Regions from separate parts of the Mus musculus genome. Here region 1 is linked to region 2. A link is a loop called in an ENCODE intact Hi-C map of the cell type or tissue named here. Cell type or tissue: heart. All regions are shown on one strand. Each heading gives the region's core, and the rest is flanking DNA. Links, peaks and the distances in the headings are about the cores only.

Region 1 (15,579 bases), core at 4,970-12,969, 65 kb before region 2:
GGTCTCTGTCCTGCTCCAGCTTCTGCTATCCTTAGCCTCAGTCTCTTGGGCTCCCCCCTGTGGCGGGTCATGGCCAAGCCTTCCTTATGGCCCTAGAGGAAGAGGTCCTCCATCAAAGAAAGTAAATGCTACCCTGAGCATAGACTTCTCCATCCTTCCCAGCTGCTAAGACAGTTACTTTCCTGATGTCCAGTGCAGGTAGGAAGAGCAAGGACAACCGTTAATGCTGTGCTGTTAAAACCAGTAACAACCTGTGTTCTACCTTGAATTAGCAAGCTCTCCAATCTACAAGTCTACAAGTCTGGATCAAACAAGAATACTTTCCAGGAAAGGGAGCTTACATGGCACTGGTGTGTGTGTGTGTGTGTGTGTGTGTGTGTGTGTGTGTGTGTGTGTATTGGGGAGGTTTGAGGGGTAGGGGCAGAACTGTGGAAAAGAACTCTTTATTCCATCCTACTCCAAGACTTTACTGTCAGCACTGTGCTAACCTGCCCAAATTTACCCTGGCCACATCCTGATATCCCAGCTTCTCATCATGTGGCTTATTCATTCCTGCCTCTCCTTCTCAGAGCCTCTGAATAGTTTCAGGGTTTCTCAAATCCACTTTTCTCTACTTCCCATGAGGATTCCAAGAGGATTTGTTAATGCATTTTACAGATAAGAAAACAGACACCTTGCTTGAGGTCTGGGGCTCTTGGAGTGATAGAACCAGCCGGAGGTCAATCAAAGTGGAAGCTCATGCAGCCATCAGGGTGGCCTCCTTCATGCTTTTACCCAGTGACTCTTGGCCTCTGTCCTCATGGACCCCACGATGGAATGGGACAGAAAATCCCATAAACAGATCCTGGCCACACACCAAGGCCATCATGGTATAGAAACACATTTAGAGATCAAAAACAACAAAAGAACTAGATATTATTTTGCCTGAAGAGCAGACAGCGGTGTTAGTGGTGCTTTTGTGTGTATGGGTGTGTGTGAGTGTGTGTGTGAGTGTGTGTGTGTGTGTGAGTGTGTGTGTGAGTGTGTGTGTGAGTGTGTGTGTGTGTGAGTGTGTGTGTGAGTGTGTGTGTGTGTGTGTAGAGGGGACTGCTGTGAAGCAACACAATCAACAGTCTTTTCAGAAGTCAGAAACTCTAAAGGGAAAATAAAAATGGTTTGTGCTATTTCTACAGCCCTGTCTATGCAGAAGCTGCTAATCCTTACTGACCAATGAATCCAAATATGGCTTCAGAAGCATTTGGAGGGTGGGGATGGGGAGGGTGGAGACTGGCAGGCTTGAAGAAACTGTTGCAGGGAGTCCCAGACAAAAACTCTTGTTTTCTTGAAGACAAAAGAGGCCCAGAGAAGGGACTACCATACACATGTCTTTAAGGCTCAATCCCACCGGGATCTACGGTGCTAAACCATCCTCTGGTCTCTCATTCATTGAAGAACGGGGACTCCATGAATTCTTCTAGTGTGACATTTCTGCAACACCAAAAGTAAATTCTACCTTTGTCACCCCTCGGGTCATACAATGAGGTGGTCATGATTTTTGTCACTTTAGAGAAGAAGAATCTGGGGCCAAAAACGTCCCTTCCTTGGCAAGGTCCCACAGCCAGGGAGCTGAGTGGACTGGGCATGGGGATCCAGTGTCTTACCTTAGAGCCTATTGTTTCTTTCCTCTTCTCCTAAATCATTATAAAATGTTTGAGCATTGAAAAAGGTTGAAGATGCATGCGGATGTGCTGTCTCCACTCTCCAGTAAGGACATGGCGCAGAGCCTGCTCTATTTTTGCAGCACGTCACCATGCCCTTCCTAACACATAAATAAAAAGGATTTAATAAAGCAGTTGAGCAATGCTCAACATTTCTCAATGAAGCAGGCTCTTAGTGGAGTTTTAAAAAGAATTTTCTTTATAAATTGAAATCGTGTCTTCAGATATTTCAGCTATTGCAGCAAGGAGAGTCTGTAGCTCATGGACTGGCTTGTCTGAAGAGTAATTTAATGCCACCGACATAGATCTCGATTTCTCTTTTTACCTTTAATCAATTTTAACAAGCCAGATGGTCATTGCAAATGGCTCCTCTTAGCATCTTCCTTTTCTGCCTCCACTGTGCTGGGGGGATTTATTGGAATGTGGTTCCTGGAACAATCTCATCATTTCCCATTCTGGGTTTTCCCTGCAGCCGCCATTTAGGGCACTCCCTAACATCCACAACTGCTCCTTCTCTGGCTCCTCAAGTGGAGGAAGCTCTGGGTCTGTGCCCTACTCTGTCCCTCAGCCCATGGCAGCCCAGAAGCACACACATGCTTTGCATTAGTTATTTATGTTGTAATTTCTCATTAGACAGCTTTGCTCATCTATAATCTATGCATCAGGAATGAGCATAGCCGTGGAAGGCCCAGGTTCCCGGCATTTTTCTTCTTTATGATCTTTAATACTTACAGTATTGGAGCTAAGTTTTTTTCTTTCTGTATTCAACTTTATAGATATGATCACAGAGAACTAGAGAAAGGGTGCGACTTATACTATAGTTACACTGTTAGCTTTGAGGTTTGGGGTATATTCTGAGCCCCAATCCTCTTTACTAGGATACTGTGTATTCTTACACTATTTCAGAAGTGGGAATTGGTTGCAGTTTTACTAAAACTCTCAGCCACCAATCCCTTTATTCTCTGCATTTATTGATCACTTATTATGTACTAGGATTTATGTTCCATTCCCGAGAGACAGCAGTGAACGAGATAAAGAAGATCCTTGTCTCCTAAGGCTTAGCTTGGACATGGAAGATAGAAAAGAAAGAAGGCTGTGGTAGTGTAAATAATGGCTCCCACCAAAGATCTCCTCATCTTTATCCCTGGAACCTCTGAAAGCTACCTGACGCTTTACAGATGTGATTAAGTTGTGGCTTTGAAATGGAGAATTAACCTGGATTATTCAGGTGAGTCCGATGCAATCGAAAGAGTCTTTAGAAAACGGAGGCAGCAGGTTCTCAGTCACAAGGAAGGTAGGGCCTTGGAGACAGAGGTCAAATAGCTGTGACTGACAGTTCCAAAAAGGGAGAGGCCACAAGTCAGAGGAAAGCACCCTCTTGCTAGACTGTGGGAGGGCAGAGGAAGTGGACTTCCCCTAGAGTCTCTGCAAGGAATGCAGCCCTGCCCACCCACATCAGACTTCTCACTTGGGAAACCATCCAGAGTAAATCTCCTTTGCCTGAAGGCAGTTGGCAATTTGGGACATCTGCAACTGGAGCTGAATGGGTAGAGCAATTACAGATTATGGTCCAAGTTATGAAGAAGGGCAAGATTACACTGAGATAACAACCCGAGAAGGCTACTCTAAGAGAAAGGATAAGAGACCCGTGTCCAAGAAAGACATTCCGGGGAGAAGGAAAGGCAGGTCTGAAGGTTCAGAGCATGAGGAACAGACAGCCATGGTGGTCAGACTGCAGCAAGAGTGAAGGGTACTGTTGAATGAGGTTGGACATTACACTGGACTCAATCACAGCGTCTTTTAGACCACAGAGAGAGGTATGGTATTTGACTAAAAAGAGATAGAAAAGCCGCTGGAGAATTTTAGGGGGTGGGTGGGTAAATTGTTATTGCATAAGTCCAATGTCCTAATGTGAAGAAGACCCTTCCTGGGGACAAATAGAAAGCTTAGTGACAGTCAAGACAAATATGTCTTCCACATGGGTGCACTTGTGACCCATCACATTCCTAGAACAAGCCCAGCCTTCAGTGGGAAGCAGTAGCTTCTCTTCTTGCTAATCTAGCACTCCAGTTCTTTAGGGGCCGGGCCCCAGAGTACACAGTAAGTAGACAGAGCTGTAACTTTCAGTAGGATTTATGGCAGTGAGAGCTGACCCTGGCAAGGAGGCACTCAGCATTACTGCATTACGGAACTTGGAAAGCTCTGCCCAGGGGTGGAACATTCCATTTGAGGCACTCTGTGAATCTCTGGCTCTCGTTTAAATACAGTGTTGGACTGTAAGCTATGTGAAGCAAGGGGCCATCTGTACTTTGTCTCTGTAGCTCCAGGTTAGCATGTACTCAGTAGGCCCATGCTGAAAGCTGGGTTATGTGGAGAGAGAGGGACGCCAATAAATTAGACCTTTCTTCTCTTTCTCTCTTTCTCTCTGTCTCTCTGTCTATCTCTGTCTCTCTGTCTCTCTCTGTCTCTGTCTCTGTCTCTCTCTCTGGAGTGTATGTGGGAGTGAGAATCAGTTATAGGAAGAATACTAACAGGAAAAAAAAACCAAGTATCAAAACACCTATTCATGGTTCTATTCTGGAGATATGGCTTTGTTCTCGTGCAATTGATACTAGTGAGCAACATGAGCATGACAGGAATTCCTCCTGGAAAGCCCTAGAGTGATGCCTAAAATCAACAGAGTATGTGGGAACACACACACACGCACACACTCACACAGACACACACACACACACAAATACATTCATCCACTTTAGTTCCTTGCATATGTTGTTGTGGTTAGAATTTGAAGTGTCCACCACAACATCCTATGTTTGAGTACTTTGTCTCCAGTTGGTAGCACTGTTTTGGAAGGTTGTATAATCTTTGGGAGACAGAGACCTGCTGAAGGAAGTAGGTCTCTGGGAGCAGGCCTTGAAGATTTATAGCCCAGCCTCACTGCCTGTTTTCAGTTTTCTCACTGTGGATGCAGTATGATTAGCCAACTTCTCCTCTCTTCCTGTTGCCACACTTTTCCTTTAGAAGATGGGATGTGCTCCCTAAACCTATAAGCCAACATAAACCTCCTTTCTTAAATTTCTTCTGGCTAGGTGTGATGGTTTGAATATGAACAGCCCCCATAGACTCATGTGTTTGAACAATCTTATTGGGAGTGGAGGAGCAGGGAATAGAATGTGGTGGTTTGAATATGCTTGACCCATGAAGTGGCACTATTAGGCAGTATGGCCTTGTTGAAGTAGATGTGGCCTTATCAGAAAGTGTATTACTGTGGAGGCTGGCTTTGAGGTCTCATAAATCTACTCAAGATCTACCCAGTGTGGATAGCTAATCTCCTCCTGGCTGCCTTAGGATCAAGATGTAGAACTCTCAGCTCCATTAGCATCAAGTCTGCCTGTATGATACCATGCTTCCCGCCATGATTATAATGGACTAAACCATGGGAACTGTAATCCATCCTCAGTTAAATGTTTTCTTTTATAAGAGTTGCCTTGGTCATGGTGTCACTTCACAGCAATAAAACCCTATCTAAGATACCAGGTATTTTGTTGTAGCAATGAGAAAGGTTAAAAAAATTGCGTGTGCTATTAACCACATCTGTGCACATCTGGCTTTTCAACCATCTACCTAATTTCAGATGATAATTCTACTATCTCACCTTTCTACCAGCAGGTTCAAGCTATAGGGCTTTCTCAAAATGAAGTGCCATGGTTGTTTACTATTTAGCCATTGAAATAGTTTAAATAATGTTACCTTTTATTACTGGGAATCGATTTGTATGTTTTTTTAAATTATACTTTACTGGAGAAATTTTAGAGTGTTATAGCTCTACCTCCATTTTCTTCTAAATTCTGCACCCCAGTCCCTGTGGGTGAATTTGCATAGCACATTGATTTTTCAGAACACATATGGGGTAAGATAACAGAACTGACTGTACTTTCTTCTGTCGGCAGCACCACAAAAACAAGAAAATACACATAGTGATTAGCTAGAAATTGAAATCAGACCAATAAGCATGAAGGATGATTCACGATGTCCTTCTGGTGTCTAGGATACTCTTATTATTTATCTATTTTGTTCATCCACCCTTTTATTCTTGTACTTGTTCTCAACACATTCCTCTAGTGTCTACTGTATTTTGGGTCCCCCCATGGGTCTGTTGATACAGCAAAGCACAAAAACAGTGCCTCAGAAATGTATAAGGTTGGAGGTAGATGTGATAGTGCACACCTATCATCTCAGTACTTGGGAGCTGGAGGAAGGAGGATCTTGAGTTCAAGGACAGTATGGACTGTTTAGTGAGGCCCTATTTTAAATGAAAATCTTCAAGTTGGGAGAAGATTATGTCCATAACTTTCACCATTGTAGGCTTTGCAGGCTTACTTCCAGTTGGGTACTATAACTGCCTACTATCATTGTGTCGTTGTATTTAATTTCTTCTGTGTGTAAGGGAGACAAGCTACCTAGTCTTCTACGTTTCCAGATGGGGAGTCTGGGATCTGGCAGATAGTGTTGGAGGGAGCCATCTAACTCCAGCCTTGGCTCCTGAATACTGTCATTGATGACTTCTGGGAGGGACAGATTGACTCTTCATCTTTGGAAGAGGATTGAAGGTGGTTTAACCCATTGATGGCAATCTATCAAAGGACAAAAGACTATCTGAAGATCTGCGATCAGAGGAAGATGGCCACTATGCTGAAAGGACACCAAGTTGTGATATCAAGTGGAAAAGTAAAGGACAAAGTGAGTCAGGGGTATGACCTGGTAGAACAAGGACATTCAAAAGATAGATCCTATGAGTCAGATATGTCAGGGTCCCAAAGATTGGGGGAATCCTCTTTAGTTTCTTTTTGTAGACTGCTTTGTTATACTGAAGGCCTGTTCTCTACCAGCCTGCTACAAAAGCACTGACATACTTTGGGGAAGATCAAAGTTCAAAGACATGTTTCTACCTGGGATCTTTCCACCTTGGGTTGACTAGCAGACATGAGTTGGGAGTGGACCAAGAACATGGACACAAGATGATGGAAAGCTACCTCTGGTTTTCCTTGGTCAGCTGTAGGAACCTAAAGTTCAGATGGGGCAGAACAAGCTGAATACGGTGAATCATTTTAGTTTCTGAGGCCTCACAGAATCTGAACAGGACTCAGGTATAGATAAGGGGTATCCAGATGGGGTCCATTTTTATAAAATCCCTCAAAGATTAATGAACTTCAGGTGGCCTTTGAATTCGAATTGTCAAGAACAAGAGCCTTCAAGTCCGGAAAACCAAGCCTAAGCCTAGCTTGGTTATTTCCTAGGTGGCCATAGACAACAGCGTAGCTGGTCTGCACCTTACTTCATCAGTAGCAATGGGAGAAGTACTGAATGCATAGAAAACACACTGCACAATGCCTGGCATAGTCTCCAAGCAGTTAGCTTTGCTTGTTCTGACATCCTTTGACACCGGAGTGGGACAGAGCTACCCCAGCCTGAGCAAAGTGGAGAAATCAGATGTACTGGGAAGCCTGAAGTACAAGATGAAGGAGTGAAAAGTCCACACCTGGCACTGAGCAGCAAGAATCACGAATTAGGGAAGAGTGCACTGTTAAAGTCCTCTGCATTGAAGACTTTGTCCCCAACTGTTGTTGCTACTAGGAGGTTGTGAAAGTAATGGAAATTTTAGGTGGCAAGGACCAGAGTCAAGAGGCAGGTCAGGTGGAGTGTACCCTTGTAGGATATACTGGGAGGCCAGCCCTTCTGTTTCTCTTTCCTCCCTGGCTGCATGGGATGAGTGGTTTCTTGTGCCACATGCTTCCTACCATGATGTAGAGCTTGCTCTCAGTTCCAAAGTCAATTGGTCAAGTGAGCATGGACTAAAACTTCTGCATCCTTGAGGCAAAATATAAACTTTTCCTCCATTTAATTGGATTATCCTAGGTATTTTCTCAAAGTGATGGGAAGTTAACTGCTCATACCTTTTCCTTTGAGGCCTATAGGTCCCAGCCCTGCCCACCATCCTGGCCTGCGTTCAGTGTTCAATTTGTGTGTCTGGAAGATATGGCTACCAACAAGAGGATGCTGTTACATCTGTGCTCATTAGTATTCCCACACCTCTGCATGCCACCCTTTTGGCTCAAGACAGCTCTAGGTTTGAAAGGAGGCACTTTATGCCCTTCTTCATTCTCTCCCTCTTGGCTCCAGTTACATCCCTCTTTGTGACCTGGTTTCTCTACTCTTGCATGGCCAACCTCCTGCAGGCAGGGTCCTGGCCACTCACACAGCTGAATGGGAGACCACTTAGCTAGAGGCTGCCTCAGGGGCATCCTTTTGGGCTAGGTAATAGCCCCCACTGAGATAAGACACTGTTTTGATTGTTGACAGCAGTCAGGAGGCAGCAGATGTTCACTGGCCATAAAGGGCACAAGTCCTTGCTGGGGAGCTCAGTTGGCTGCAGAGAGATTGGGTGTGTTATTTTTAGTGCCTGGACACAGAGGTGCCAGAAGAGAATGCCAAGCTGGAAGGCTGCCTGCCCACTGAGGGCCGGGCTCCAAGGGCCCTGCCTGTGACTTTCAACTCTAGTTATTTGTTGTTGCTCTCTCTCTCTCTCTCTCTCTCTCTCTCTCTCTCTCTCTCTCTAAGACAAGGCTTCTAGGCTTGGCTGATGGGTATAGCCCTCTCTCTAGGGAACCAAGAGTCAGCTGAGAGGGTGACAGTCACCAGGGCCTAGACTGTTGAACTAAGTCCTCAACTCAAAGGCACGTCATTGCACCAGGGTTCCTCAGCTCCTGTGCCCTGCATATTAATGGCTGAAGAATCTGGACTTTGGAAGTGTGAGTGAGTTCCTTAAAGTTGTGTTCCCCACAAACTCCCGCCTCTTTGTTGCTTCTTTTTGGAGAATGCAGAGTAAAGTGTGGATAAGAATCCCTCCCCTCCTTTGCCTTAGTTATCCAGACCCTGTATGCTCTTTGGTTGGTGGTTCAGTCACTGAGGGCCCCATAGACCCAGGTTAGTTGACTCTGTAGGTCTTCTTGTGGTGTCCTCGACCCCTCCAGTTCCTTCAGTCCGATTCCCTGCTCTTCCACAAGACTCTGTGCTCTGCCTATTGTTTGACTGTGGGCCTCTGCATCTGTTTACATCAGCTTCAGGATAAAACTTCTCAGAAGACAACTCCTGGGGAGCATACATCCCATATGAAGATAAGAGTGACAGGAACACAGAGAGAGATTCAATTAGTGTTTGTTGTGAGACTTGCCAGAGTCCTCAAGAAGCTAATTTCTGACCTGAAAGCTTCCTGACCTGAAATTTAATCCCAGAAAAGGTGGCCTTGACCATATGTGATGTGATTGTGACACAAATAGCCTGTCAGGATGGTTTCTGTGTGCTGTGGCTATTTTAACTCATGCAGTTTCCATGCTTCTGGTAGGTAGGCACAGTGCTCATCCATTTTGTGGATGCAGAAACTGAGGCCTGAGATACTAAACAGCTTTTGAGGTTTACCCAGCCAGGGAGGAGAAGAGCTGGGGTTCCTATGGAGATCTTCTGGCTCTGAAATAGATGCCTAGAGCCATTCTTTGAGCACTTCCCGTGTCCCCGGCCTTGTGATAAACACCTTATAATCTTTGCTTCATTTGACCCTCACAACAACCCTTTTGCTATGGAGACAACAAAGAGAACCATGCTGGCCAAGGAATAGTTGAGATGAGGTTTGAACTCAGGGCTTTGGGGGACTTGTAAATCTCTAGCCTGGCTGTTGCAAAATAGAACAAAGAATCCTTAGGTCAAAGAGCATCTCACAATGTGTAAAATATACACGAAGAATGCTTCTTTAACTTGCTGGAAGCATTCACTGCTGCCAACATAGATCATCTGCTTCCCCAAACTGGAAAACTGCCTAGATTAGTCCCAGGTCCTGGAGCACCGTCTCTCTCTCTCTCTCTCTCTCTCTCTCTCTCTCTCTCTCTCTCTCTCTCTCTCTCTCTCTCTCTCTCTCTCCTGGATCTGCAACGGAGAAAGACTAAAATAAGATCCCATTTCTTCAATGTCCAAAACGTACCCCTCCTAGGGGCCATTCCTCTGTCTGCACTTTCATGGAATTAATGCTTTATAAATAATATAACTGGTTACCATACGGCTCATTCATTCATTCATTCATTCTCCCTCCCTCATTCATTTTCTCAACAAATGCTTATTAAGAAGATAGTATTGGGTCCAGCAAAAGGCTAAGGAAATGATCAAACCATGCTGCAAGTTAGGCTCTCCTAGAACTTGTATCCTGGTGGAGAAGAGAAGACACATGAATAAGTGGAACCTCCTTTAGTATTTTTTTTCTTTCCATTTTTTATTAGGTATTTAGCTCATTTACATTTCCAATGCTATACCAAAAGTCCCCCATACCCACCCACCCCCAATCCCCTACCCGCCCACTCCCCCTTTTTGGCCCTGGCGTTCCCCTGTTCTGGGGCATATAAAGTTTGTGTGTCCAATGGGCCTCTCTTTCCAGTGATGGCCGACTAGGCCATCTTTTGATACATATGCAGCTAGAGTCAAGAGCTCCGGGGTACTGGTTAGTTCATAATGTTGATCCACCTATAGGGTTGCAGATCCCTTTAGCTCCTTGGGTACTTTCTCTAGCTCCTCCATTGGGAGCCCTGTGATCCATCCATTAGCTGACTGTGGGCATCCACTTCTGTGTTTGCTAGGCCCCGGCATAGTCTCACAAGAGACAGCTACATCTGGGTCCTCCTTTAGTATTTTTGAAGATGAAGAGAGATGGGAGGGACTGGAATGGGAATGGAAGCTATTTTTTAAAGAAGATGCTGGAGAAGGTAAGCTGGACACTGAGCTTTGAGGAAGAGTGCAAGGAGGTAAGGGAGGCAGCCTGGATGCTCAAAGGTCCAGGCAGGTTGAGCACAGGAATGCTAAGCTTCCATTAGAAGCCATTCTTACCTTCACCGTGGCCCTGCTTTGGGGCAGTGGGAGAAGGGCGGTAGGAGATGCTGGAGGAATGTTTATTCATTTGATTGTTTGAGGAAAGTTTCACACTTTGCCAATGTGTTAATGGCAAACTTTGCAATAGCACTCTATAAAAGAGGAACTTAATTATGAACTAAAATATGTGTGACTGTGAGATATATAGATGGCACCTGGAAATCCTGGGAGTAACAAAGACACTGAGGAAACTGCATTAGCTTCAACTTTGGGCGATCACTTACCTTCTAAGTCACTGACATATCACCAAGTCACTGATTTGTCAGTGATTTAGAAAATCTCAGCTCTCCTCCATGACTGGTTTCCTGCTGTTCTGGGAGAGTCAGTCTCTTTTTCTATGGATTAGTGGTTAAGTTTCTTGCTCAGTCTCTGCATTGTGCTATCAGGTAAGGTAATGGATTGACTGTGTATATGAATGCATTTATGTTTGTATGTGCCCTTCTGTGGAGGCCAGAGGTCAAGGTTGGGTGTCTTCGGTTACTCTACACCTTGTTCTTTCAGACAAGGTTTCTTACTGAATCTGGTGCCCATCAATTTGGCTAGATAGACTGGTGAGCGAGCCACACGTATCCTGCCGTCTCCACCTCTAAAGCTTTGGGATTGCAGGTACATAGTGCTGTCCCTGGCTTTCACATGGGTGCTGGGGTTCTGAGTTCAGGTCCTGATGCTTGAATAGTTAGCTCTTTACCAATGTTGTTTTATCCCCAGTCCCCCCTCCCTTGCTACTCCTGGCCTTGTTTGTAAAAAGCAAAACAAAGAAGAGCCTATACTTGATAAAGACTCGTTTTCTCGGGCGCTATATTTAGTCACCAAATCTATCATTTCTGTGAACCATGGGGATTTCTAGCTACTCACTGTAACAGCAACCTAACACCACAGACATCGCCATTTCCTCGAGGACACGGAATGAGTAGGAGGACTGTAGGTGTTGGATGAGTGGCAGACCATGCTGATGTCCAAGCATTTGTGTACACACAATGGTAAGACTGAGGCCAAAGCTGAGTTCACAGAACAGAACTCGGACACAACCAGATATTCTCAATGGGCAGGTGTGTCTACCTTGGAATTAAGGTTCCCTGAAAACCTGAGAGGGATGGAGTGGGGCTGCATGGGGTAACCTGAGACCTTCTGGGGACTTGGGGATATAGACAAATGCTTCATGCCAGCTGAGTTTGATGAAGTAGAGAAGCTGCTGGCAAGTCGGAGCTTCAGGCCTGAGGCAGGGTGGGATGAGAAGGCTTGTGCCCAGCACCCCAAATGGGGTACTCAAGTTTTGCAAAGGACCAGGGTGTCAGCCTAACCTGCAGGATATTAAAAAATGTTAAAACGAGCGTCAAGGATCCCACACAACCAAACAAAAGAATATAAAGGAGAGAAGGAGCAGACAATTTATCTTATAGGTTTTAGCCTAATATATGTATATATACACGCTGAATTAAAGGCCCTAAACAATACCATCTTTATTAATATTTCTACAATAGTGATAAGATAGATGGAATGGAATTAGATATGGAAAAATGTAATATTCTGTGAAGGGAACTCTGGAGAGATGGAGTTATGAAGGTCATTTCTCATTAAGGGTGAACTTTTCTATGATTTTTTGCCTCTGACTTTATCCTATGAATCCTCTGCCAGAGCCTGAAATATGCCCTCATTGTTTTGTGTGCTGGGGACAGGCTGTGTCACCCAATGTCCCCCTCAGCTAGGCAGTGTCAGGCTATTTTTAGCTCCTCAAAACAACCAATCACACCACTGTCCATTTCTCTGTGGTGAGCTGTACTGATGGCTGTACTGAGGCTACCCAGCTTATTAGCTCTGTGAGTCTGATGCCCAGTGCTAGGGAAGTAGGGCTCCCTTGAATTGGAACCCAGGAAAAAGTGAAGACTGCTGAGTTCCTGGGGTGGTAGTTATCTTAGTGGCGGTGCAGACTTCAATGTAGACCCGAATACTGGAGACACAGCTCTTGGCTATAAGGTGTGCATATGAATACCCTCCCACAGATGGCATGGCTACTGTGAAGGGCTTGTGATGGAGTTTGGATCTGAGAAGCTTGGAGTATGACTTTATTTGGCCTGATGGTCTTTCTAGAGGTAATTGGCCTAAAATTTGGGCTATTAAAGCAAGTCCTCCAAACGCAATGGTCTGATTATTTGTAAATAGGACAAATTTGTTTATGGAGACACATAAAGTATGCTGGGTAGAAATAAAGGCAGAGGTTAGGGTGGTGGGGCATGCCCAACCTACATGATGTCAAATATGGATGCTAAATCGCTAGAAGCCTTGACATAGAAACCAAACCTGACACCACCTTGATTTTGTAGTCTCCAGAGGCAAGAGACAATTCATTTCATTATTTAAACTACCTAGTTAGTGACATATTGTGATGGCAGCACTGGGGATCAAATATAGGGAACATTGATAAAACTGAAGACAACACAGATCCAAGGCTGTGACCTGGCATGGATTCCAAGGTCCAAGGTCATGAATGTCTCTGGTACAAATCAATGAGATCATGTAGAGCAAATCTCCCACTTGGTATTTCTGGATAGTGCTTGTATTCTTGGTGTCCATAGAGACCAGAAGGGAGCATTAGATTCCTCCCAGGACTGGAGTTATAGATAGCTTTGAGCTACCATGTGGGTATTGAGAATCAAACCCCAGCTCTCTGGAAGCAGAGACATTGCTTTTAACCACTGAGACCTTTCTCCAGCTCCAGTAGTAGGTGCTCTTAAGACTTATTAAGTGGATGAATGAATGAGGTTATGCATCCCAGAACTTGGCATGGGCAGATGGTCTATGTGTGTTGGCTAATTGTGTGGTCACTGGCACTTGCATTTATACAGCTTTTCCCCATGAGCAGGCAGTACTCTCAAGTGATTGACACATAGTGATTGACATGTATGAACTCACAACTAATCCTATTAGCTTACCGATCCCATTTTTGCATTCCTTTCCTTTCTGCTGGCTTTTGAAGTCAGTCTTCTATATCCCAGGCTGGCATCCAAGGATAACCTGGAAATTCTGATCCTCTGTCCCCACTTCCTCTGCATGTGACTGGATCACACAGGTTTGGTTTTGCAGGGTTTCATGCATGCTAGGCAAGCGTTTTACCAACCTAGCTAATGTCTACCCTAGGATCTAAAGGGGTCTGCAACCCTATAGGTGGAACAACAATATAAACTAACCAGTACCCCCCCTGGAGCTCATGTCTCTAGCTGCATATGTATAAGAAGATGGCCTAGTTAGCCATCAGTGGAAAAAGAGGCCCATTGGTCTTGCAAATTTTATATGCCGCAGTACAGGGGAATGCCAGGGCCAAGAAGTGGGAGTGGGTGGGTAGGGGAGTGTGTGTGGGGGGTATGGGAGACTTTTGGGATAGCATTGGAAATGTAAATGAAGAAAATACCTAATTAAAATAAAATAAAATAAAAAATAAAAAAAAAGATGAGGAAACTGAGGCACAGAGAGGCTAAACAACCTCTTCAGATTCATTGCTGAGGGGTGGAATTGCCTATTTGCTCTGTTGCTAGAGGACTGTGTGCCTACTGATTGCAATGGTGTATATGAAGAGCCCAGCACATAGTAGGAGCTCAGTCTGGACTCAGGGAGTAGTTGGGAATCCCTGGGGGAAGACAGGGAGCACAGGGTATGACCCTGGTGACAGTATCTCTCTTTCCTGTCCTCTGCTCTCCACAGACCCTTGGAGTTTTGTATGCTTCCAGGGTAGGAAGGCCTAGGCCTGACTGGATCCAGAAGGCCCTTTCTAGTGCAAAGTTCTCTTATGCAGGCTTCTGTCCATATCCCTTTACTGATTGTCTCAGAGGAAGCCAATCTGGTCTTGAAGAGGGGGAGAGGGGAGGCATAGCCTTGTATCATCTGTCAGAAGGCAGGCTGCAAGTGTCTCCACCTAAGCTCCATAATTCATCCCAAACCAAGTGTGAGATGCTGACTTGGCACTTCTTCCACAGGCCACAGGCTGGCTTGAGCACACGCCTTCCTCCACTCAGCTAGGCTATGCCAAGTCCCAAGCCTGGCAGTGATTTACGGTGTCACGGGCTGGTGTCCTCCACCCTGACCACGCTCTTGCCCACAGGTTTCATTATTTAAACAGATTTTACATTTTATGAGCATGCCCTCAGGCCTGGCAGAGGAAAGAGAGCCTTAGGAGGAGAAAGCCTTTGCTTCAAACAGTAAATTGAACCATGCAAGGACAGAGTAAGGGGAACATTCCACATTCCTGATGTGAGCGTGGTATTCAAGACTCTTTGGAATTCACTCCAGGTTGCCAGCTGCCCCTTGTGGGCAAAGAGCATACCTCTGCCTCACTGTGGTCATCTATGAGACTGTAGTTTGCGTCTGTTAGTCAGCCCTGTCTTGCAGAGACTCCTCGCATACATCCCCATTCTGACTCATGTGCTTACAGTCCTAGTACTTCCAGGAGAAAGTAGGGTTGCTGAGACAGTAACCAACTGCATCAACTCTCCCTCCGTGCAGTTCCTGCTCCATATCAACAGACTTCCTTCCACATCCCTGGGAGATGCTCATTAGGATCTAGCAACATGCTACCTTCTCTGCCTGACTGCCTTCCAGTGAAACCAATTGCTCACAGGAAACTCTAGACATCTATCAGAGCCCAAATTCCTTGGTCCATGACTAGTGGTGGATGTGAGGTTTCTTCTCTTAGGCGGCGACTTCCTTAAGGATGCGGAATTCAGTGTCTATGCTAGCAGAGACGACACTTTCTTTTTTCCCCCCAGAGGAGACTCCTGAGTGTCTTCTCTACTTGACATTTCCTGGCCCTGTTTACTCAGTCACTCACCCCTCCCTCACCCACTCCCTCATTCAACACACATATATTGAGCACCACTACATATGAGACTGTATGCTGGGCTATATCTATAGAGACAGCAATGTG
Region 2 (15,579 bases), core at 4,543-12,542:
GTGTGTGTCAATTCCTCTCTCAGACATCGAAGTAAAAACATGGTTTGTTCATGAAGTTAGAACAGTAGTGGGGCTGGAGAGATGGCTCAGCGGTTAAGAGCACCGGCTGCTCTTCCAGAGGTCCTGAGTTCAATTCCCAGAAACCACATGGTGGCTCACAACCATCTGTAATGGGATGGGATGTCCTCTTCAGCTACAGTGTACTCATATACATAAAAAAAAATCTTAAAAAAAAGAACAGTGGCCATTTGAGTAAGATGTAGGAATCTTAGGAAAGATGGACAGAACATAAAAGGAGGGCCCAACTTCACCCACCATTGCTGTTCATCAAATCTCGCTCACCACAGTAGGAGTCCTAACTGTGATTACTATATCTGATTAGTAGGTAAGGAAATTGAGCTATATGGAGTTTATATCATGGGTCTAAGGTCACACAGCTGAGACTCAATTTTTGCTAATCTGGTCATGTGTTGAGAACACTTTCCATTGAAATCACCTAATTCTGCAAGTTGTGTGTTAATCCTCTCTGGCTTCTTGGAATTCATTAAAGGAACTGCAGATGAAGAACATGAGAGATGTAGCAGGAGAGACACAGGCTCTCTCAGAGTAGGTAGTTCTGCAAAAAGGAAGCAAGCCTGGTCTGTTAAATAAAAATTATATCAACTCAAAGAAACAGAGAAATCATTTCAAAAAACAAGTGATGATAATTGGATGTTGAGCTTTCTTTCATAAAAATGTTCAGCAGGAGCTGGCTGAGACTCCAAGGTAGAGATGGGGTAAATGCGGTGAGTGGGGCTGAGCTAGGCTGAGCTAGGCTGAGCTAGGCTGAGCTCAGAGTCTACTCTTTGGTTAACTGCTGTGAAGGGAGAGCTCTGTCACCATGCAGGTTGATGGTCAGTCAGGTACAGTGGTGAAGAAGAACTCATGTGGAGACCTCAAGATGTCACATAGGTGCCATAGGTCCTACAAATGCCTCACTAGAAAGTTTGGAAAGTTTTGTTTGTTTGAGTTTTGTTGTTGTTTTCTCACAAAACAGAAGAATACAAAAACTTGAGCTTTTGGGAATGTGGAAAGTGATCAAAGGTGATTGGGAGCGAACACACACATTTTTTTTTCCAGTCAACATTGCAAAGATGGATGCCTGCCTGTTAGGAGATAAGTGAGATCCAGCCCCTGGATGAAAATGCATCTCCAGTTTAGTCAAAGGCTTACAAATAAGTGTGAGGATTGGTGTGTGTGTGTGTGTGTGTGTGTGTGTGTAGGGTGTGTGATAATTGGAGGGCTGGTTCCATGCCCTCTGTAGCCTTTGGCGCACATGCTGAAGTTTGAATGTACATCATAGCTCAGACAGTTGTAGCTGCACGTGTTTTGCTTTCAAAGTCAGGCTTCTGCATGCTACCCACCTGAGTTCCTTTCCCCTTGCAATGTGGACTGTGTTGTGGAGAGCTGTGTGATCTATTTCTAGCAAGGCTCAGGTGCCTCTATTTTTGGCTTTCTCCCATTTGTACTAAATGGACATTGGGTAAAAAATAGCAGTTGCATTTGAAATGTTTTGTTATGTGGAACTATTGAATTAGGACCAGTTTTGATGTTTATTATAATTCTTGGATGTTCCTTTCCTGTCCTTGGTACTCATGTGGAAAAAGAATAGAAACTCAAGGTGTCGTTAGAGGTCATTAGCAAATCAGTTCTGAAAAGAAAATTTCCCTTTTCTCCTCTTTGAAGTTTCTGTAGAAGTTGATTTGAGCAGCGACCTGAGATTGCAAGGCAAGCCATTAAAAATGTGCCGTGCACAGCTACTTACAGTGCAAGTCAGGGTATTCCAGGGCCCGAAGAAACTACACAACATAGGGAAATCAAATTGATACTGAGGTTGATTGAAGGTTGCCATATTACAACCTGACTGTTCTCACTGACTTTGCAAGCCCATACCACATTTGAACTTAAAATAAAAACAAATGAAAAAAAAAACTATATCTACATATATTTTTAGATTTTTTTTTTGTTTTTTTGTTTTTGCTTTGGTTTGTTTTAAGCTGGGAGCCTTGGGCTTTACTGGGTTAAAATGCTTGAAAACGCATTGAGTTAGGTAGTTGTTTTTCTTCTGGTGAGACAAAAAGCATTATTCTTTGCTTGTTATTGGTTTTCTTGATGTTTTAGGTTGTGGCAGGGTAGCATGGGACTAGGGTTTACTTTGTAGAGCAATGTCACCCATCGCTTAAGTATGCGAAGGCCACTCTTCCCTTGTTACCAAAGAAAGATCGAATTCCTTTTCATCTAAGGCTGCTTTTTCTTTACTATTTCTAGAATGCCTGCTTTGTATGTGCATGTGTGTGTGTGTGTATGTAGTTTGTGTGTACATGCACTCGTGTGTGCACATGTGCACATGCAGGCTTCAGACTGATGCCAAGGGTCATTCCTTAATTGTCCTCCACTTCCTTTTTCGAGTTAGGGTCTCTCACTGAACTGAGTCTTGCAAATTTGGCAAATGTAGCTGCCAGAGGGATTCTCCTGTCTCTACCTCCCAGCACCTGGACTTACAAGAACTCGCTACTCTGCCTGCCTCTGTACATGGATTCTGGGCATCTTAACTCAGGTACTGACAATTGTATGGAAAGCTCTTCATCTCCCTTACCCTGAATGCCCCCCCCCCAACAAAATTACTTCTTTTTTTCCTGGAGGCAGGTGGGTTAGGTTCATTCAAAAATATCCAATAGACAGTTTATACCTCTTGATGTTTAAGACAATGGAGGAGCTAGAGAAAGTACCCAAGGAGCTAAAGGGATCTTCAACCCTATAGGTGGAACAACATTATGAACTAACCAGTACCCCTGAGCTCTTGACTCTAGCTGCATATGTATCAAAAGATGGCCTAGTCGGCCATCACTGGAAAGAGAGGCCCATTGGACACGCAGACTTTGTGTGCCCCAGTACAGGGGAACGCCAGGGCCAAAGGGGGGGAGTGGGTGGGTAGGGGAGTGGGGGTGGGTGGGTAAGGGGGACTTTTGGTATAGCATTGGAAATGTAAATGAGCTAAATACCTAATAAAAAATGGAAAAAAAAAAAGATACAGTTCTATATGCAGAAGCACTGGAAAACAAAGAAAACTCTCCAGTCTCATTGAACTTACACTCTCATAGGTTAAGATACATGTATAGCAAAATGTATAATGTATCAGGAAATGATAAGAATTTGAGAGGAAGTGAAGCCCAGGAAGGAGGAAGAAGGTGAGTCTTGCAAGAGGGGACACCTGTTTGGGGTTACAGAGAAAGGATGCCTACAAAAAATTTTGAGCAGACTCTGGAATAAAGACAGGGAGCAGGGCATGGTAACATTTGATCAGAGCGTCTTGTTTGTCTTGCCCTGTATGTGCCTCACACCCATAGACATTTCATCTCATGACAGGAACATAAACTTTCTGGAGATCTCAGAAAGTACCAAAATCTGCTGCTGTTTAATTCTGCCTCTTAAGGTATTTCCCTTGCTCCTTTGTACAGTTGAAGATATATTTAGTCTTCCAATTCAGGGCTTTTAGATCCCAAGATAGGCCTTGACCAATGGGTATAGGGTAGCTTTACCTGTATAGGCCTGCAATGTTGATAGCTGTGGTGATGACGGTAGAGAGAACAGTGGTAATGACGGTGGTAATAGTGAGGGTGACAACAACACCTACCACTTGTCAAACACTTAAGCATAGAGATCACAATTTTGTAGGACATCTAAAAATTTCTGCCTGTAAATGGAAACACTGAGACAACCTATTGAATTCACCTCTTAGAAGCTTATGTTTGAGCCCAGGTCTATCAGAGGGGATTGAGCCTCTGTGGTCATTAAGCCATGTTCCGAGTGTTTGCCTTATGGGCCTTGAGTAAATACAGGCTTCTTGTGTGGCTTTTTGCTGAGAAGGACACACTGAATGGCATTTTTCAGTGTCCTGCCCAGGGAGCTGGGTCCTGTCCATCATTTTCCATGAATCTTATTGAAGCAAGCCCTCCTTTTTAAGCCATGAACAAGCTTTGCTGCTCTGACTCTGGGCAGTGCTGATGGTGTTACCCTCTGCTGAGCTTCACCCATCAAGGGACAGCTGCACATCTGTCACACATGTCTCCTTCCACACAGTCTGAACTTTTTGTGACCTCATTCAGAGCTAGTCTCTAGCTGATGGTTTTCTTTAGTCTGGATCCCAGAGAAGCCATGCTTGGCTCCTTCTTTCAACCACCACCCTCGTTTATGGTCACTCATTTTAATGTGAGAATTCTCCAAACACAAATCTCTCTTGTGAGGCCTCCGTGCCGTGTGTACTTGCTTCTCTGGGATATGCTCCAAAGCAGTCATTTATTTCCCCAGCAGCTCGGTTTCTAAGGGAGGAAGTTTGTTGTGTTTAAACCTGAGATTTCAAGGGCAGTTGAAAGTTTTTTCAAGAGTCAAGAAAACGCTCTATTATGTTTTTGGCAGAACATCTGCATTTGTTTTCCTTGAAATCGTTAGAAATTAAGCTCATGGTGTATTCATTTTCAAACTATAGAATGTAATCTACAGAAGACTCGAATGGAGGAGAAGAAAAACACATTTTGTTGAAAACAAAGTTTTCTTGAATTGCTTGGTCATGAGAGTTCCTTTATTTGTCTAATGCAGGAATTGCCACACTGTCCTCCCAAAGGGCCAGGACATAGGACTTCAGGTCTCATGGCCTGATCACGATGTTCACCCCTACCATTGTTACTCGAGAACAATCATAGGCAATATTCAGTAGAGTGAATGTAACTGTGTTCCAACTAACTTTACTTTCAAATCTTATAATTAATTAGATTTGGCCTCTAGGCTATAATTTGCTTACTTTTGGTCTAATGAAAGAAGACCTATTATGTGTCAGTGTATCCTAGCAACACATAAAATAAAAGTCAAAAGTGGAAGGACTGTTGCAGATCATTTTATCAGCCCCTTAATTTTATCTGCATGGATTTACTGGTTACTGTAGCTTATGTCTTATTAATAGCGTCAAGAATGAATGGGATCAATGCGTACGACATAGCTTAATATTTATGGCAAGATTGCTAGTCATCCTTAATATCTGTTCTCTGTAGTTTCCGTAACAACATAGCCCCAGAGTTCTATTTGGATCCATGGCCACTGGAATAAAAACTTATTTCCTGGGGCTGGAGAGATGGCTCAGCGCTTAGGAGACTTGCTTCTACTGTAGAGGAGCAGAGTTTAGTACTCAGCTCCTTCTAGGTAGCTCATAACTGCATGAAACGCCAATTCCAGGGCATCAGATACCTTCTGGTCTCCAGTCACCAAATTCACATGGATATACTCTCCCCTCCCACATATACATAATTCAAAATTAAAATCTTAAAAAATAATGCATTTCCAAGCTTTTCTTGCCTTTGTCTATGGTTATGTACATAATTCTATCAGTGTTTATGTAATGGCCAGGGGATGTGTCCTTAAAGAATGGAATGGGATATTCTCTACTCCCCCCCCCCCCCCCCGCCTTTTTTTTTTTTTTTTTTTGCTTTTGTTGATTAAAATGTGGTTGTGGTGGCTGGAGTCTTCTAAGTGGCTGTATTGCACATTGGAGGAAGACCTGAGTTGAGGTGGGAAATCGATGAGAGATAGACAGCAGAGGCCTGTACTACATTGTGTCATACCTGGAATGAGTTGCCTCCAGACCAGACCTCCCCTTACTGCATTTGGAAGATGTCAGCCTCTTGTCTCCTTGTGTGGATTACATCGATGTGAAGTCTGCAGACATTCTTTTTTACATTCTTCTCTGCCATTTTATTTTTTTGCTGCCTTTAGTATTTTCTCTGTGTCTTTGATACTTGTGATATGAATTGGTATAATTTTGTTGGCTTACTGAAAATTCTAATACCCTTGCATAGGTGATCACATGGTCCAGTACCCCACTCACTGTAGGTCTCCTGTCATGTGCCTATTACTGTTTTTCTAGGATGTCTCTGACACCCTGGTTGATGTCAGCTTCCTGTCATACTGTGAGATGTGCAATTAGGAAATACTGAGCAGTTAACAGTTGTGGGATCATCTTTGTCAAATGGGAAGGACTTGAAGACTATATGCTTGTTGTAGTTAAAATTAATGAGGGTTTTCACCTCACCTTGGATCATTTAATTCCCAAGTAAAAGGCACAAGACCCTCTTGCCTAGGAGCAACCAGACGTTGGGGGAGCAATATTTAACATTACAATACATACCAACAGATCAAACCTCAACACAACCCATTCTCTGTCTTCCTGTTCTGAGCTGCAGTTTCTAGAGTTCCTGGTTCTGGTAGCATTGAGAAACAGTTGTTCTGGTTAGGTTTTTTTTTTTTTTTTTTTTTTTTTTTTTTTTTTTTTGGCAACTTGACACAAGCTAGAGTCATTAGGGAAAAGGGAACCTTAATTGGAAAAAACAAAAACAAAAACCTGTCCCTAATGTATTGACCTGTGCCCAGCCTTTGAACCATTTCCTTGATCCATGACTGATATGGGAGGAGTTAGCCAATAACAGGGGTACCAACCCTGGACAGGTTGCCCTAAGTTGTATAAGGCAGTCTGAGTAAGCCATGAGGGCAAGCCACTGAACAGCATACATCCATGGCTTCTGCTTCATTTCTTGCCTTGAGTACTTGCCCTGTCTTCCCTCAGTGATGGAGTGTGACCTGAGAGTTGTCAGATGAACTAAACCTTTCCATCCTATTATATGTATATATTTGGTAACGGTGTTTTATCACTGCAGTAGAAAAGACAACCGGTTACTTTTACGGTTATCAACACACTATCAAATTCTTATTTTGGCCCTTTCCTTCCTCTCCTCTCTTACATTACTCTACAAGAATAAATACAGACCACTCTCTTAGGCTCCATTTTTTGAATAGAGTTCAGGGTGCTATTGCAGCCAACCTGGAACACAGAGTAAGCACAAAAACATCACAGGTGAGTGTTTTTGAGTTAGCCTAGAGATGAAAGCACTATAAGAATTGGGAAAATACAGGGAAAATTAGAGGAAATTCCAAAATGAAATAGGAGGCAATGTCCTTTACCATATGAGATGGCGGATCGTGAGTCTTCAAGGCTTGCCAACAGTTTGGATGTATGACTAGAAACTGAATAAATGAACCTAATTTCCTCTTAAGATATGCAGTTAGAAGTGAGATAGATTGGCCCCCTTAATTGTTAGTAGAGACTTGTTTTTTGGAACTGTGGGGTGAAGAGGTTAGTTGAACTGAACTCTTGGTTGTCAATTTGACTGAACAATGTTTGTAGAATAGCACCATAGCTGGGCTTCCCACCTTCTGCCTCTCTGCATGGCCTTGTAATTGCTCCCACTCAACAGCTGCCAGAGAACTGTTCCCAAGGCTCATCTTGGCAAGACCAGACTTCCTCATGGACCATCAGTATCTCACCACAGCTTATTTCAGACCTTCTATTTACAATCTGTTCCCAATGTACCCAGTGTTTTAGTTAAGTTGGATTAGCACCATTCTATGAAAGCACTCTCTACTACCCTGTCCTCGGGCTATTTTGTCTTCAGTAGTCTTCTTGAACTCTGCCTGTTGCAGATGTACCCATCACTTTTGAACCTCTTCCAAATCCTATTTCCTGCAGAAAGTCCAATCTACAGAGGTGTCCACACTCTGTCATGAACCTTAAGGCCTCCCCTATTTCCTCTACAGAGCTTATACTAAGCTGCCCTGCATTAATAACATCTGCAAAAATACTTGTATCACCTTTAAGAGATGAAATTTCTTCTTCCACCCATAAGGGCTGAATTGAATTAGCTGAATATATAACCAATATATGAGAGGCACTTGGTGAACTGCAAAATAAAGATGTAAGTGCTTTTGAATTAAGTGGGGTTTGTGAATGGGGCAAGGGAAGAGTAAGTAGAGGAGAATTCACCAGCATGGAGAACCTACTATGTGCCAAGTGTTTTCTAGAATTCTTTCATTTTGTGAATTTTCACAAATCCTTAGAAAACAGGTAGTGGGAAATTCATTTAAGAGGGGAATGTAAGCCCAGAATGCTGATATGAATTAATGCGGATACACAGGTAGCGAGGGATAGAATTAAGATTTGAATTCAAATCTCCATGGCTCCAAGACTCTTGCTTTTTCCATTATTGGAGAGGGGACATGCAATTTATTGTCCTAACTGGAATCCTTTAGGGAATGAAAAGGAGTGCTATTAATAGGCACACTGGGACAAGTTGGGTAAACTGGGACTCTCCAGGGCGAACTGTCCTATGATCACTCTAATTATAAACCACCCCTACCTCCTTCCTCTCAGTTTGAGTCAAACTAAAATAAATCTCTTCTTGACATTTTACTTCTCTCAGTTATAGGAACTGTGAACAAATAATGTGGTGTTGAGGAATTTTTTTTTTTACTAACAACTGGAAAGAAATCCATATTATCCAATGGGTGGATAAGAGATTGCATTTTCTTATGTTCTTTTAGGATGGATGGGGATACTCCTTGGGCATTTTTATTGCCTCCTATAAGAAGAATGGGGTGAGTAACTGTTTACTTAGGTGTCATTGAATGGTCTCATGGGGTTGTATTGGTGTCAGGCACACTGGACCCATGTCCAGCTCTGCTACATATACATTGTGTAAAGACCAGGGCTGTAACATGGCTGTCTTTTTGCTTTTGTTCTGCACTGAGCCTCTTACTTGCACTATCTCAGTGGTTTTGTATTATATACCATCCATTTTTCACAATAGCCATGTAAGGTGGGTCCTAAGTTTATTCTTATCTTTCAGATGAAGAAACCAAAGATGAGGTGACCAATTGAAATTCTCCAATATACTTAACTTTTTGAGTTCTGAAACCTAAATGGTTTGGCTCCAAAGAGTCATCTACTAAATAGTGAAATCTGTAGCTCCTAGGAAGAGATCACAGGGCAAATCCTTAGTTCACCAGGTTAGCAGTAAACTCCTTTACAAAGGTCCCAAGCATGTGCTTAGACATAGATAAGTGGTCCATCAATAACACATGCTATTATTGTTTTCAAAGTAAACCTTTGAAGGACAGATGCTAAATGCTTATTGATACTCACTTTCTCTCACCCACATTTCTCTTTGGTTCTACCAACAAATCATAGGTTAGAAATATAAAAGGTAAGTCATTGTTTATCAAGCCCTACTAGGCCCTTGATATTGACATTCCCATCCCTTTTCTTGTTGAAATTATAAACTATGACATGTAAAAATGCTACATCACAACACAGTCAGGCCCATGACACTGTGAGATCGTTCTAGCATCTCTTCATCTATTATATTTTAGGCTGTGGGAATCCAGATCACAGATGCACAGGATAAAAAGACATGGCTTTCGTTCAGTAAAACAGGGAGAGTTGAGTAGAATCTCACAGACGTGACATTAACTTGGGTATTTAAAAACAAATGATGGTTTGTGATAATGCTATATTCCAAAATAAAGGATCAGTTAGATGTAAAGATGTAGAGGAGAGAAAGTCCATATATGTCTGGGAAACAGCTGACTTAAATATGAAGTTGATGTGGGAATGGGTAAGCTCAGAGATATGGGGTAGCCACAAGAAGAGAGTTAGTTTACTGTTTCCCAAAGGTCTCCCAGTAGCTAAGATAGTGTCTTATGAATAACATCTTGATGTTCACAGGAGCAGAGTGTGGGAGGGGTGGTTATGTTGTATAATGTGGCCAATGATACTCCCTAGTAAGAAGAAAGGATTTCAATGCCTATCAAGCATTACCTTAGCCCTGATGCCTCTTGAGTGGCATCTTAGGAATTTTTGGAGTCCAGGTCACCCTCTAAGGTGCCATTAATGTCTAGTTAGGCCAACAGCCAATGAACACCCTTTTCGGGTGCTCACAGGGACATCTTGTCCTTCCTTCTTTGTCTCACTTCTGGCTAAGCTTTGGAAGTGTGTGCTTCGAGACTCCTTTCTGAACACATCAGAGGGAGGAGGGCTGACTGGATTTACAGGAGGAATTGGCATTTCGCAATTAAGATGTGTCAAATCTCGTTGCCATCACACCCTTTATGCTGGTGTCTGGGCATGGATTCCTTGCGATAGCATTTCTATCATGGCTTCATGCCTTTTTCTGCAGTTTCCATGATGTTGTCAATACTTAACATGCGAGACTATTATTATCTTATGGTTAGGAGGCTGCATAATAGAGAAATACCTCAAACTATAAGGGAATGCCATTTTGAGTATAAAAGACTTTCCATGAAGTTAGTGGATAGATGTTAAAGTGATGCTACAATAGGAAGACTTAATTTCCATTTCTTTAGAGTATCCTTATGAGCCTTTGCAATTTCAAGTACACTGTTTTGAAGACTGTTGGGGTGAAGGAGAAAGAAAGTGACAGAGCACATAGTGTGCTTCTTACTGCACTGGCTGAGGAGGCTCAGCACAGGTAGCGTTTACTACTACCTGAGAACCTCACCAGGCGTAATATGGTGTAATGAGTCCCCAGCCCTCCCTCACAGTGCACATTCAGCAGTCTAACAAGATTGCTTAGAATGTGACCATATTTGGAAAGTTAGAGGTAAATGTTTAAAGCAATGATTAAGTGGAGGTCTTTTAGGTGATCCATACTCTGACATGACAGAGGTCTTTCGAAAAGGGAGATTAAGACAAAGAAGTACAGGATAAAGACCATGGGAAGTCATGGGAAGATGGCATCTATAAACCAAGGAGAGTAGTTTCAGAAGACACCTTCATTTCGGTCTTCTAGCTTCTGAAATTTAAGGGCTTACGTGTCTATCAACTAAATCATCTGTTCTGTGGTCCTTTGTTTCAGCAGCCCTGGCAAATCTGAGGCAATAGAGATTGACAAACGTTTTCTTTCCTTTTCTTTTCTTTTTCTTTTTTTTTTTTTTTTTTTGAGACCAGGTTTCTCTGTATAGCCCTGGCTGTCCTGGAACTCACTTTGTAGATCAGGCTGGCCTTGAACTCAGAAATCTGCCTGCCTCTGCCTTTTGAGTGCTGGGATTAAAGGTATGTACCACCATGCCCGGCGACAAACATTTTCTTTTGTTTTACTTTTCTTAATGGTTTCCTTGAAACTGATTTGTTTTTTTATTATTTTTACTTATGTGTTTGCTTGTGTGTCTGTGTATGGATGTCTGTGCAAGTGCAGATGATTGCAAAAGCCGGGAGAGGGCATTGGAGGTTCTAGAGCCTCAGCTATAGGCACTGTCTCTACCTTCTCAGGTGGGAATTACAGGCACTGTCACTCTCACCCAGCATTTAAATGGGTTTTGGGAAGTCAAACTGTGGCCTTCACACTTGTAGGGCAAGCACTTTAACCACTGCGCATGTGCTCCAGCCTCTATCCTTTAGCTTTTTTTTTTTAAATATTTTTTTATTATGTATTTTCCTCCATTACATTTCCAATGCTATCCCAAAAGTCCCCCATGCCCCCCCCCCCCACTTCCCTATCCACCCATTCCCATTTTTTTGGCCCTAGCATTCCCCTGTACTGGGGCATATAAAGTTTGTGTGTCCAATGGGCCTCTCTTTCCAGTGATGGCCAACTAGGCCATCTTTTGATACATATGCAGCTAGAGTCAAGAGCTCCGGGGTACTGGTTAGTTCATAATGTTGTTCCACCTATAGGGTTGCAGATCCCTCCTTTAGCTTTTAAGTTGAAAAATTTCACATTTTCACTTTTAAAAAGCTCTTAAAGCATCTCTATGACAGATCTAACTATGCGTGTACTTTGGGCTCACTATCAAGTAAGCTAAGAGTTATTTGAAGGCAAACCCTCTATATATACTATGGTGGCTATCTGATGCCTGTGGAAGGGAGGTGTGCCAGAATGAAGGAAGGTACATGCTAGCGAACAGAGTAGGACTCTCTAAGATCTCATAAGTCTGCTCAGAATGGTGTCCAATTTAAAATGTATCAATAGCCTTTTCTGGAACTTTCCACTTACCATTTTTGGACTGCAATTGACCAAATGTTAAGGAAAGAATAGAATGAAGATTATAAATAAGGCGGGGGGGGGGGGCTGTTGTACTAACTGTGAAGTGTCTGGGAAGCACAGAGAAGGGTAATAATGAGCAGATGAGTGTGTATGAGCCCATCTCACTGAAACAGTAGCTCTGTGCACATTGGCATCTTCCAGTTGTTTTGTTAACGTAAACATGCAATAAAGTCCTGTGTTTTAAAAATACAATTTCAAATTTTTAATAGTAAAGGCAATTTTTCCATTTGCATCAAAAATGCTCAATTATGGTCTCCCCTTCCCTCCCTGAGTCTTGGGGTTATTTGAGCAGCACCTCTGACCAGAGCAATTTATGAGCTACAGCGAGACAGAAGTAACCCTTGGAAAGGACATTGGGACCCAGGGTTCTATCCCCTTGACACTGACATGTTGGTAAGCCTTGTCTGACATCCATGCATTGATCTCAACTAGCTCATTCTTATGCAGGGAGGCCGGTCTGAGAACACATCCCAGGTTTACCCTTTGGTTCCACATGCAGCTTTATGGAACTCCCCTACCCCCAGTAAAATGCTTAGATAGGTTTAGTGACACTTTTAAGAACATTTTTTGACTAGCTTTCCTTCAATACAACATCACTTTGAATGCACCTGTGCAATTAAAGAAGACAGATTGCTTCTTGGGACAAAGAGCTGGATGTATGAATTCAATATCACATCTCTATTCCTGCTACTCTTGCACGATTCTGAAGGTTCCGAAGGCAGGAGTGAATGTGGAAAGTGCTTTCCTTCAGAAGACTCCACAGGTAGCAGCTCTCTGTCTAGCCCTCTGCTGGCTGGCTGTTTCCCTCTGCCTGGTTCTCAGGGTTCACCCCAGGCTCTTTCCTTTCCTCTGGTTGAATTTCACTTTGAAATTAGACAAAAGGATTTTCTAGGCTATCTTGCAAAGCTTGAGTTAGTTTCCTTTAGTTTTATCAAGAAACTAGAAGAGGCATCAATACTTTATCATATGCATCTGGCTGAAGTTCTCAAGAGTACCCTTCTTCAGCAGCATAACAAAACCAAAGAGTACCAAGGATTTTGACAGCAACATATTTTTCTGACGGTATGAACAATCAAGCGGTTGAACTTACTCTTTTTTCATTTCTTGGGCAAGTTTTTCTAGGCTGGCCTTCAATTCACAATCCTTTTGCTTCAGCTCCCTGCCATAGCTAGAGCGACAGGCATGTAACATTGAGGCTTTCAATCGGTGATTCTCAATTTTCCTAAAGCTGCAACTCTGTAGTAATACTACTATATATAATATAGAAATATCTTAATTTAAGAAAGTATCTCATACATTCGTTTTATGTTTTGATCACTCAAAACAAAAATTTTGAGTGCTGACTATATTTTCAGAAAAATAGCTATTGTAAGCAACATTAAGAAGTCTTAGTCTTGGATAACTCAGTATGGAACAAGTTACAGTTTAATTAAATATTCTGAATAATAAATCTAACTACTATATTTCATGGTTAAAAAAAAGAAAGGGAGTGGATCAGGATGGGAAAGAAGGTGGAGAGGAGAAGAGGGAGTCAGAACTGTAATCAGAATATATTATATGAGAAAAGTATCTATTTTCAATAAAAGGAAAAAATAAAAATCTATACATTCATATATACACACAAATATATACATATATGTGTATGTATGTATATATATATGTATATGTATGTGCATATACATATATATATATATATATATATATATATATATATATATATATATACACATTAGAAGAGGTGAGGCCAACAAGATGCTTTAAGTATTGGTACTTGCCAACACTGACCTGAGTTCAATTCCCAGGCCTTACATGTTGGAAGGAGAGCACCGACTCTCCTTAGCAGCCCACTCACCTCCAAACACACACATACATAAATGAAATTTAAAAAGCTAGAAGGGCATCTACACTGAAGGTTTGGATTTATACAAATGACCCCTGGAGGTAGACTACGACAGACTTGGATCCTAGTCTGCTCCTTTATTTGTGTGACTTTGAGCACTCGCTTAAGCTTTGGTCTCCTAAGCTAAGCTTTGGAGATGACAGGGCCATGTCTAGCATGGTGCATTTGAAGAGAAATGAACAAAACAGCATTCACCTGGCATATGGCTAAGGGTGTGTAGTAATCATTATGACAGTAGTTGACTCTGTGTGTGTGTGTGTGTGTGTGTGTGTGTGTGATTTCTGTCTTAATTGTGAAGGACACCCTGCTTCAAGTTTCTAAACGCAATTTTTAAGACAAACGCTCAGCAGCCTCCAGCACGTGTGTGTGTCCTCAGTGTACAGGGAGCATAGCAAACCTGATTCCGTTGTAATAATCCGATAATTTTTCCTTGAGCAATGATAGGATTTTTCAAGCCTTTCCCTGGGGGAGATTTTGATAAGAGCTTTTGGTTGATTGCTTTTTCTCTCCCACGTCCTGTTTGGCTGATAAGCTCCCAATCTCCACACTTCACATTGTTTTTATCTTCCTGGCCTCTCATTCCCGTCATCTTCTCAGTTTTCAGAGTGAAACTGCAGGGAGATGGGGGCTCCTGGGGCATTTTGGGAGGGATGGCTAAAGCCTTAGGCAAGTGGACAGGTTAGTGCCACCCCAGTAAGGGTTGTAGATGTGGGAATTAAATGGAACCTGCAGGACACAGGGCCTTGCACTAATCTGTATTCAAAGCCTGGCTGTCACATGGCACTGAAGCTCCAGGTCTCCTCTAACTCTGCCTTGGGCTAATCAAATGCTGGATTTTTTTACAGTAGCTGTTTCAGGTCAATGTGCTTTCAAAAAAACCCCATCATTATTTTTTTGGGGGTGCCCAATGGCTGTCTACGAACCATGGAGTTTTAACTCAGAAAACATTTAGCTCAGAATCAAGGCCAGTGGTTAAAGCAATGGCTTTCCCAACACTTTAAGAATATTCACACTGCTTGCTGTTCAAGGGCCACGTGGCTGTGGGTAGGCTGTACATACAAGTGACTCAATGGTTAATTTTGAAAAGCTCCATCAGAGACTGGGTTCAGTTTTTACTTATTACTTCATCTTGACCTAGAGCCCTTGTGGACACTGTTGGGACAGGTTTGGAGTCACTGTGATGAAGCCCTAGATGGAAAGCTTAAAGAAGCCAAGGAAGATCTTTAATTTCTTTCCTCAGAGACTTGAAGTTCTTATCATACAGATCTTTCACTTCCTTAGTTAGAGTCATGCCAAGGTATTTTATATTATTTGTGACTATTGAGAAGGGTGTTGTTTCCCTAATTTCTTTCTCAGCCTGTTTATCCTTTGTGTAGAGAAAGGCCATTGACTTGTTTGAGTTAATTTTATATCCAGCTACTTCACCGAAGCTGTTTATCAGGTTTAGGAGTTCTCTGGTGGAATGTTTAGGGTCACTTATATATACTGTCATATCATCTGCAAAAAGTGATATTTTTGACTTCTTCCTTTCTAATTTGTATTCCCCCTTGATCTCCTTTTGTTGTCGAATTGCTCTGGTTAGGACTTCAAGTACAATGTTGAATAGATAGGGAGAAAGTGGGCAGCCTTGTCTAGTCCCTGATTTTAGTGGGATTGCTTCCAGCTTCTCACCATTTACTTTGATGTTGGATACTTGTG

What was found. Hi-C counts contacts between places; a loop is a spot of excess contacts. Peaks named below come from ENCODE experiments on the same cell type or tissue, not always from the same donor. Only the 100,000 strongest peaks of a DNase experiment are listed, where the experiment ranks them.
Region 1: a loop joins it to region 2, with 4 times the contacts of the local background. A loop is called at or near these places in 3 of 42 quality-filtered maps.

Annotation. Positions count from the first base shown.
Region 1 is chr7:96,135,942-96,151,520 of GRCm38, reverse strand. No RefSeq gene overlaps it. Among named protein-coding and RNA genes, the nearest start is that of Tenm4, 28 kb to the left of the region's middle. In heart, for the core only: no CTCF peak of the experiment used is centred there; a DNase peak (open chromatin) is centred at 8,120; H3K27ac peaks cover 801 bases.
Region 2 is chr7:96,070,472-96,086,050 of GRCm38, reverse strand. No RefSeq gene overlaps it. Among named protein-coding and RNA genes, the nearest start is that of Tenm4, 93 kb to the left of the region's middle. In heart, for the core only: no CTCF peak of the experiment used is centred there; no DNase peak of the experiment used is centred there.